Linked DNA regions of Mus musculus: regions 1, 2 and 3 are each linked to region 4. Evidence: chromatin loops called from intact Hi-C (ENCODE). Cell type or tissue: left cerebral cortex. All regions are shown on one strand. Region 1 overlaps Shisa9 (shisa family member 9). Region 2 overlaps Shisa9 (shisa family member 9). Region 3 overlaps Shisa9 (shisa family member 9). Region 4 overlaps Shisa9 (shisa family member 9).

Region 1 (2,500 bases), 89 kb before region 4:
CACAGAAAGAACTTGCTCTTGAGACTGGCCCCTCCATGCTCCAAGGAGACCACGTTAGACAAATAATTGCAGAGATGGTCAAGCAGATGACTATCCATGGCAGACAAACAGAGGTGGGGACTGGCAGGATCCCAGTGGCTGTTTCTGAAAGACTCTTCCCAGAGAAAGATTAAAGCTGTCCTCACCACCAGGTCCTGGAAAACTGGGAGAGGAGATGAATGGTCACCACCGAGCATGGGAGGGCCCTCACTAGGAGAAATCTAGAGGACAGTGAGAAGTGGTGACAGTAATCTTTGGGAACCTTTGGGAACCATCAAAAGATGAAACATGAACAATTTTATAAGTGAGCTTCTTATCACAATGATTTCAATGCCCTCAGCTATGTTTCCAATGAAACCTTGCAAATTGTATGTATAAATGCTCAGTTGCAGTTCTCTGCTTTATGTTTTGATGTGTATGCAATTTAGGGTCATGTACCTTGAGTATGCCTGACTCATCTACTTGCAGTGATGGATGTAAATAGACCCCTTGGGTCAACATACACTGATAGGTGTGCCAAGTTCATGGTGTACACAATTGAGTAAGGATTGAGTAAGCACACATTGAGGGCTCCATCAATGTGTGCTTACAGGATGACGAGGACATGTGTGTGTGCACAGAGTCAATAATGAGTTCTTATTTGGAGCTTGCTATGTGGTTGGCCTTATCCAAAACATGGTACACACATCACCCATGTAATCCTTCCAGCAGTTGTGGATACGCCCAATAATGCATTGTGGCTGTGCCTGGATTTCTATGAGGAAACCACAGGCTCAAATTGGCTGTCATTTTCTGCTGCTTAACTCAAGCTTCATGAATAGCACTAGGACTCTCCTGGACCAGAAGCAGTAGCAATGAATTAGAAGATAGATCATAAAGTCCTTTCAGAATACTATCTATGTAAGCAATCGCAGACACACAGCCTGTGTTTCCTGGATGTGTAAACACATTCCCACCACCTCAACTGCTTAAACAAGGCTCACTGTGGTTTGGCATCCCCACAAATACTTTTTTTTTCCTCTTTTTTTTTGTCATTTCTTTTTCAAAAACAAGATTGCTCCCTCGGCAACTGTTTCCAAGCACATTCTCTCATTCTGGGAGAGAGAAAGATGAAGCAGAAGGAGCCTCTTGTTACTATGCAGGGGATACAAAAGAGGTCGGGGAGGAAGAAAGGAGAAAAGTAAAAAAGCTAAAGACCCAGCAAGATGCGCTTTACCAAATGGAACTGACCAAATGGCCCCTTGAACAGCAAAGTTTAGCCTTGTCTTGCTATCTATCCTGACCCCTGCCCTCTCTCTCTTATCTATCATCTATTTATCTATCTATCTATCTATCTATCTATCTATCTATCTATCTATCTATCTATCTATCATTTATCTATCATCTATATATCTATCATCTATCTACCATCTATCATCTATGACCTACCTATTATCTATTTATCATCTAGCTAGCTAGCTAGCTATCATCTGTCACCTATCATCTATCTATCTATCATCTATTTATCTATCATCTATCACCTATCTATCACCTATCTATTTATCTATCTACCCATCGGAAGGGCAGAGGACATCTCTAAGGCAGTCTACCTGAGCTAATGAGGAAATCACAATTACTTCCCTTAGAGTTAAGGCATGTTGTTAGTGTCATGTTTGTCTTGACTTTATTTTGATACTACAGTAGCAAAGCTGGACCCAAGATGAGAGGTGATAAGAGCAACTGCCATTTCCTTTTTCCCTAATCTGTTTCATTCTGATCTATGCCTTTAAAACAATAAATAGGGGTTGGAGAGAAATTTCGGTCAGTGACATGCCTCCTGCTGCATGAGTACCTGATTGTAGTCTCCTGTGCTCACATCAAGCCACCAGGCCTGGTGACCTGACCTGTGTTTGTAGACCTAGTGCTAGGTGGGGGATGGGAGGCAGACAGACATCTGTAGCTCACTGCACAGTCTAGATAACCAGTAGCTCTGACTCTACAAAAGATCCTCTCTTGAAAAGAAAAGGAAAAAGAAAGACAGAGAGAGAGAGAGAGATGCTGATATTGACTTACGGGCTCCATATGTCCATGCCTGTCTACTCACACAGCATGTGCTCTAACCCAACCACAAACAGATACACTACACACACAAATACACATTTAAAAAAAAAGAAACAACAAACAAAAATTCATTCCAAAATTCTATGAGCTGGCCAAAGTAACCTTTAGAGGAAAGCACTAAAAATACCCATAAATTCCCTAACTCTTATTTCTTTTACATATAAGATAGCCATAGCTATCTTATAACATATTTCTCAGGTTTGTCTTAAATAGTAAAATGCGGGCTGGTGAGATGGGTCAGTGGTTATAGGAATTTGCCATAAGCCTGGTGACCTGAGTTTGATCCACAGAACCAATGTAAGAGATGGAAGATAAGAACTGCTTCTACGAAGTTGTCACTTGGCCTACTGCATTTGCATGT
Region 2 (2,500 bases), 100 kb after region 4:
GTATTTAGGAACTGTGAGCAAAAGAAGGGAGCTAAGTGAAGAGAGACTTAAAAGAAGAGAAATAAAACCCCTTTCTCTCTCTTGCCTCCCAGAAACCTCACCAGGAACCCACCTGCCAATACCCTGGTTTTGATCTTCCAGTTTCCAGAACCATTAGGCAAAAATATTCTGATGGTTAAGCTATCTAGTCTGTAGGACATTGTTACAAAAGTCCAAGGAAAGTGAGGTGTCCACTAGAGAGTGAGGTTGAGCAGGGTACAGAAGTACTCATAAATGTTAACAAATGCATAGAATATTTCTAGGAGATTGGACAATAAACTTAGCAGGACAGAGGACATCCAACATCTGATCAATATTCTTGACCTTTTTCCTGCATGTACACATGGGTGTATTGAAATAGAGTACTACATTCATTTTTAAGAACATACTATGAACAAATGAACAGATGACTGACCAAAAAACACTACCCAAAGACCAAGGAAAGCTATCCAGGAAAACCCCAAGCTCAATGACCATCTAAAAGTCAATTCATAAAATTCCAACAAATATGAACACAGGTCACTGGCAATCTGCAAAGTCAGGGGATTCCTCACAGAGGATTTGCCAATCAGATGCAGGTACCTGAGAGCATTGCCTGTGATCTCAGAGTCAATGCCAGGGAACAGAATAAATAGGTAAGCCTTTCTGATCCCTAGTGAGGTCATAAGTCTGAAAATGGGCAAAATCATATGATGCCACCCAGGGCTACCAAGAAAGGGCTTATATCATAGGCAGAGAGCTGAGGCCAGAAGGGGCAGCTCCAGCCATGTGTCGCTCAAATTCCTCAGGATGGCTGTTTCTTTGGTTGAGCACCAGATGATATAACTAGCTTGTATTTAGGGGCCAAGTTATATGAAAAATGCATATCTTTAAATGCTAGAATCACACTCTGGAGCAGCTCGTGGGAAGTGAATGTGTCTGAGGCAGAAGCAGACTCATGTCTCCCGTCTCACTTCCAGCATATGCTCATTGTGTAGAAGGGGGACGGGAACACTTGAATTATTTATGTTACAAGCTCATACTCTTGCCCTCCCCCCAGCACCACCAACTCTCTTCTCCTCATCCCTGAACCGAGATCACAGAGTTGAATTCACACAACTGAAAGACACTTATAGCTCACTGTACTCCACAGTAAGGTAAGAGAATATGGCACCAGCCCAGCCTGGCTCCTCCTCCAACCACAGAAACCTAGAAGTTTATTGTAATCAGATCACAACTGCTCAAGCATCCCTGGTTTCCTAGCAACCCTCAAAAGGCTCTGGTGAAGGTTTGGAACAAAGACTTCATGGGAAAGGTAGTGGCAGCTGTGCTTAAGACTGCTGGAACACTTCTCCAGCTTATCATAAAGGTCTCTCCTAACCATCACCCCAACAACTCACAAGACACCTGTTAGAAAATGATTATCAGGCTCTAAGCAAGAGCTCCCAAAGTCTCACTTGTAAATTCTTTCATAAGTCTCTGAAGCTTTTCACACATCATTCTCTATAGATTCTCACATCCCGTGAATGTTCCCTCTGGCCAAGCAAGCATGTTCTCTCCATATCCCTACAAACACACTTCTCCATGTGCTCATGTGACTTCTCACACCTCTTAGCAGTACACTGTATGGCTAGTAATAGTTGGGAACACATAATACTTCCCTGATGATTATTTGAATATCTATCCTCATGATCATGCAAGCCAATTTTTGATGGAGACATGCTATAGGTTTCATGATTGTGCCTAAATAAAACCACAGGGAAAACACATCACCCCTGGAAAATTGCACTCCAAGGGTTGAGGCACTGGCCAAGAGGCCATGCAGACAGCATTGTCACGTTGGTGAAATTGGATGGTATGGGAATTACTGGATAGATGTCTAAGTCTAATAACACCAGACACAGGAAATCCAAAAGGAGAATGGGATTTGCTGGCTTCCCCTTTGAAGAACTCAGCAACCCATACTCTACTTATGATCATTGCAGTGGTTTCTTTCTGTATATTTCTTTCCATCCATATACTACTCAGTTTTGATGAAACTAGCAAATAAAACATCTACCTCCCTCCAGGCCAAGGGTTGAAGATGTGACTCAGTGTGGGCCAGTCAGACTCTCCTCTAGACCTTTAAACTTAAATGAGCACAAAGAGAGAAAAATTACTGGGTTGATTCACGCTATCAAGGAATCTCTGAAAAAAAATATATATATATATAGTTAGACCTCCTGGTCTTGAGCATGGTCACGTATAGGTCATGATCATAATTTTCCATCACTGTGACAAGAAGCAGCTTACCTTGACTTACAGTTTGAAGGGATATCGTCCACAGTGGCAGCAGGAGAAGGAGCTGCTCATGTTGTGATCACAGTCAGGAAGCAATGAATAAACAGGAAGTCCACTCACTTAAACAGAAGCCCCGCCTCCTAACGGTCTATAATCTTTCCCCCAACACCTCCAGCTCAAGACCAAGTGTTCAAACACACAA
Region 3 (2,500 bases), 81 kb before region 4:
ATAAATAAGGTGTGAAGAGGCAAGGGCCAGGCCTAGATAATTTTTCACATACCAGTCTGCTCTTCAGTATTTACTAAGCAGGGTTCAATGTACAAGGAGCCTCAGAACTCCAGCTAAAAGCACACCTCCCCCATCCCCCACATTCCACCTCTTAAGCACAGCAGTAACTTTCCCTCTCCACCTCTTCTAGGACGCCTGCACCTGCTGCTCTGATGGAAGGGGTGGGGAGAAAAGGGTGTCGCACTTCCATAAGCCAGTCAGTCACCATCACTGGAGTAAGCGGGCACTGACGTCAGGAGTCAGAGCTGCTGGAGTTACATAATGCCAGAAGCTGCTTGAACGGGGACTAAGGACATATTTAAAACCTTGGGGAGCTAAAAATAGGCAAAAAAAATTTGTTTCCTCATAAACTTTTTAAGCTTTAGAATACACACACACACACAATGTGTGTGTGTGTGTGTGTGTGTGTGTGTGTGTGTGTGTGTGTGTGTGTGTGTTTTCCTGGACTTTGATTGTATGTGGCCTCAGGCAAATTTCACTGTTGAATTAGGATCTCAAGAAAATGAATATGATATCTGTGAGGGGCGGGGAGAGGGAATTATGTGTGTGTGAATGAGAATGTGGTGTGTAGGTGGGTGAATGAGGACATGTGCGTGTATAGGGAGTGTGTGTGTAAATATAGATACAGATAACAGACAGACAAAAATATAGAATAAAGGTGATCTGAGGTTTGCTGTAGTGATTTGGTATTGGCATGAGCATGAATTTGACTTTGAAGGATATGTGAATACCAGGTGTATCTATTTTGTGGGTGAGAAAGCTTTGTCACAGGTGTGTTATATATACTTGTGGCTAAAACACATGCGTTTCTTTGTGTTGGGGTAGGGGTAATGCTATGGGGGATGATGATGTAGCATTAAGGTGTTTGTAGGCATGTGCAAAGGCCATGTGAACATAGAGCACATCCTCTTGTAGATGTGAGTGTGAAGTGTATTTTAGTGAGTGTGAAGATTATGTGCTTGAATGGAGCTGAGTATGTGAGTATGTAAGTGTTTGTAATGTGCTACAGTGTGGGCAGAATAGCTAGGAGAGGAAGATGTGCGGTGTAAGTTGGAAGGATTACAAAGATGCGCGTGTGTGCATCACACACACACTCACATACACACAATGTCTGATATCAAGAAAAATGAACAGAGTTGTTAATGTCCTTTCCTGATGCTTAAAACATTCTAGACTGCCAGGTATGGTGGCACACGCCTTTGATCCCAGCACTCGGGAGGCAGAGGCAAGCGGGTTTCTGAGTTCGAGGCCAGCCTGGTCTACAAAGTGAGTTCCAGGACAGCCAGGGCTATACAGAGAAACCCTGTCTCAAAAACCAAAAACCAAAACCAAAACAAAAAAACCAACCAAACAAACAAAAAACACCATTCTAGACCTTCCTTGAAGCCCTCAAGTTATTTATGGAAAAGTATCTGAAGGTATTCAACAGGATATTAAACCATTATTCTCATCTGTTTTCATGGGACCCCAGCTTCTAATTACTCCTTTGGTCAGACACAAAGTACTTAGGTCAAGTAGCATTTCTTGGCACTTATGAGCCTCTCTTGTGTTCTGGTCTAGAGGCAGAATTATCAGAAGTAAAACCAAACCAAAGCAAAGCAGGAACTTACCTCGAGAGGAAATCTTAAAGCTTAAGGCTCAACTTATTCTCTCCCATAATGGTTAATAAAATTCAGGGTGACTCTAGTCAAAGAAGCAGGTAGGCTGATAGGCTGCTCTCTCTCTCTCTCTCTCTCTCTCTCACCATATGTAATGCTCCAGTCTTAAGGACACCCCAGCTCTGTAGAATAGCACCTGCTGCAGCCTCCCCCCACATCAGTCACCTCTATAGTAGATCACATAGATCCAAACTTCCTTCTCCCCAATCATTACTCTATTCCAGCTCCTAACTCCAGCTGGCATGCCCCAGAGACTAGTAGGCCACTCCAGCCAGAGAAGCACTGCAGACCCTCTCCTCTCACTCAGTTCCAATCCCCTGGTCTCACTGTAGAAGACCATCTGCTTCAGCCTCCCCCTGCCCCCACTTGGCTGATTATATACATCTTCCCCTACCTCCCCTCCATTCTGTTATTCTAGGCCCCTCCCCCCGACTCCACCAGGCTTTGTCTGGGAACCCTCAAACAAGCCTAACAAGTAGGCCAGTGAAGCAGATAGGCAAGCCAATGCTCATTCTCCCCCATCTCCTCTGTGTCCAACCCCTACTCCTCCCCAGCTCTGTAACAGACTAGCTGTTGTAGCCTCTCTCCACTCTCTGCTCCCACTCCCAGGGGACTAAGCAAATCCTGTGGGACACACCACTTTCCCCCTCCTATGGACCCCCTCAGCCCTGTCTCCTAGCCAATCTCAATTTCTAAGTGTCAGCTCCCAAAACCTAAGAAGTCATTTTCCTAGAAACTATAGTGTCCACAGTTATCAGGATTCTAGAAAAGTTTCCTACCAG
Region 4 (2,500 bases):
TAAGACAAAGGGACATGCACATACACACACACACACACACACACACACACACACACACACACACACCATGATGGTGGTGGTGGTGGTGGTGGTGGTGGTGGTGGTGGTGGTGGTGGTGGTGGTGAGATAACATAAAACTTAGCCATCTTTAATATCTCTAATTGCTGTGATGTCAGTGAGCATACTCACACTGCTGTGTAACTGCCATCTACCCGTCTGCAGAAACATTTGCCATCTGTCTCTCACTCTCTGTGTGTCCTTGTCTCTTATTCTTCCCTTGCTACTTCTCCAATTCTTCTTCTTCTGTGATGCTTGGAGTCAAACCCAGAGTCTTGTGCATGCCAAGCAAGAGCCTTTCCACTGAGCCACACACCCCATCCCCTCCTTGTCATTCTCAAATAAAGAGTAAGCAGGGGTTTCACTTCCATTCCCAGGAACTTAAGAGCTCCGTGAAACGAATAGTGGTTGCTCCAGAAAGACAAGGATCAAGGTTAAGGGAGGACTGAGCTGAAGGGACACGGAACACTATCTGGCCCACCCCCTCTGGGGCCTCCACCAGAGCCCCAGGAATCAGCGAAGACTGATCAAGGTAGCACACACCTGTAATTTAGCAGAGAAGGCTAAATTAGGGGGATTTCCAATTCAAGGCCAGCCTGGGCTACCAAGCCCCCACAACAGGAAACCTTGTTTATTTACAAGTTCACTTATTCCCCTGAGCCTCCCTCTCCTCATCTGTAGACTAGGAAGAGAAACAACACCTGTGTCCAGTTTTGCTAACTGATAACAAAAAGTGGCAGCTCTTTGCTCTCTAGGTGTTAGCCAGTGTTAGCCATGAGGATTGCAGTACCCTGCATTCACTCCCCAGCCTCCTAGTGCAGTAGAAATCCATGCTCCTGGCCTCCTTAGGCAACTAAATCCATAGTAGGACAGGAAGCCTTCCCCAGCGGAGAAGCCCAGCCTACCAGGGCGAGTCCACTTCTCTGACATATTCCTGAGATTGCCCCTCCCCCAGAAGATACTGCAGACAAGAGAGAATCACCCCGAAAATCTGCCCATCAACCCAGAGTCAGGCCCCAATCTGACCAATCGCATGTGTTCCCACTGTGGTGGTTTCCTAGGTAACCAGCGCTTCTGTACCAACTCAGGGAGACTGGGTGCTGGGAGAGGAGAAGCTGGGAAGAAAGAAAGATCTGTGAGGAGACCTTCAGAGACAGGGACAAGGCAACAGGGACAGTCGTGGGGCAGGCGGGAGGACCAGAAGAAGGAAGGAGGGAGCCACCTCTGGCCATTTTTTATGCACATGCATGCACATGCAAGCACACACTTTTTTCTTTAAGGAAAAATGACTAAAACCATACTATAAAAAGGAAGATCCCAGATGGTAGGATTTCTCAGTGACACCCTCTCTCTTAGTTCATTCAAGCTGCTGTGCCAAAGTGCCATGTGCCAGGGGCTTGTAAGCCACAGAAACTTTCTTCTCACTGTTGTGGATGCTGGAAAGTTGAAGCCCAAAACACAGGCAGATTGTGTTCATCCAGGCCCCTTCCTTATAGACCCTGTCTCCTCACAGTAACTTCACATAACACAAAGGACCTCTCTTCTTAAAGGGAGCACCTGCTATCTCAACATTGTGGCTTTATCATTTGCCACAGACCCCACCTCCTGATGCCCTCATTATGGAGTAGGTTGCAAGAGAGAAAGGGTGGTGGAGCAGATCTTACAGACATTGCACCCTGCCTTGTAAGATCACACTTCAACAGTGAAATTCACATGCGTGTGCGTGTGTGTGTGTGTGTGTGTGTGTGTGTGTGTGTGTGTGTGCGCGCACACACACACACACACACACACAAGAGCCTTTTGCCACTGTGAGTCATTCTGGAAGCTAGGTTTCTCAATGGCCCAGTCACAATATTTGTTAGAACTTGGGCTATCTGCCAGAATTACTTGCATAACTTCCAGTGGGACACAGAGAGGATGAGGAAAGTCACCAAGCCCCAGTCCCCAGATGGGAATCAGCCTGCTCTGGCTGGCCAAAAGTTCATATGAGCCTTGTGCTTTAAGGAGACTATCACCACGACCCAGAGCAGCATGTAAGTAGGCTGACTGTCCTTATGTGAGTTCTCTCCTGGGAAACTTTCCTTAAAGATGGCAAGGCAATGGGAAAGAGATGGCCCCTCCACCAGCTCGGTTCTGGGAATCAGAACTCCAATCCTTCAGCTTGATTAGCCAGTGCTGTAACCAGTGAGCGAGACTCTCCCTTTCCCCACAAGCAGTATTTTCCCAAGCATCTCCGATGCAGAAGGCACAATGGTGCGTGGCATATTACACATGCAACATTGTATCTCTACAGAGAGTGTGGTCGGCCTGTTGCACAGATAGAGAAACCAAAGTGTAGGAAAGTGAAAGCAGCTTTCAATGGTAGGTACCACAGGCAGGGGAGCTGAGGCACAGGGAGGTAAAAGCATGAACACATGTGAGGCTCCCATGAGTTCAGTCTGGA

The links. Peaks named below come from ENCODE experiments on the same cell type or tissue, not always from the same donor. Only the 100,000 strongest peaks of a DNase experiment are listed, where the experiment ranks them.
Region 1: a loop joins it to region 4, with 4 times the contacts of the local background. A loop is called at or near these places in 5 of 42 quality-filtered maps.
Region 2: it touches region 4 in a loop (5-fold over the local background); 3 of 42 quality-filtered maps call a loop at or near these places.
Region 3: it touches region 4 in a loop (3-fold over the local background); 5 of 42 quality-filtered maps call a loop at or near these places.

The regions. Positions count from the first base shown.
Region 1 is chr16:12,202,703-12,205,202 of GRCm38, reverse strand. All of the region lies in intron 2 of Shisa9 (shisa family member 9), which reads right to left. Among named protein-coding and RNA genes, the nearest start is that of Shisa9, 220 kb to the right of the region's middle. In left cerebral cortex, no CTCF peak of the experiment used is centred here; a DNase peak (open chromatin) is centred at 979.
Region 2 is chr16:12,013,327-12,015,826 of GRCm38, reverse strand. The region is part of intron 2 of Shisa9 (shisa family member 9); the gene reads right to left. Among named protein-coding and RNA genes, the nearest start is that of Shisa9, 30 kb to the right of the region's middle. In left cerebral cortex, no CTCF peak of the experiment used is centred here; a DNase peak (open chromatin) is centred at 1,023; H3K27ac peaks cover 729 bases.
Region 3 is chr16:12,195,563-12,198,062 of GRCm38, reverse strand. The region is part of intron 2 of Shisa9 (shisa family member 9); the gene reads right to left. Among named protein-coding and RNA genes, the nearest start is that of Shisa9, 210 kb to the right of the region's middle. In left cerebral cortex, no CTCF peak of the experiment used is centred here; DNase peaks (open chromatin) are centred at 259, 661 and 993; H3K27ac peaks cover 301 bases.
Region 4 is chr16:12,114,066-12,116,565 of GRCm38, reverse strand. All of the region lies in intron 2 of Shisa9 (shisa family member 9), which reads right to left. Among named protein-coding and RNA genes, the nearest start is that of Shisa9, 130 kb to the right of the region's middle. In left cerebral cortex, a CTCF peak has its summit at 1,272; DNase peaks (open chromatin) are centred at 1,139 and 1,360; H3K27ac peaks cover 863 bases.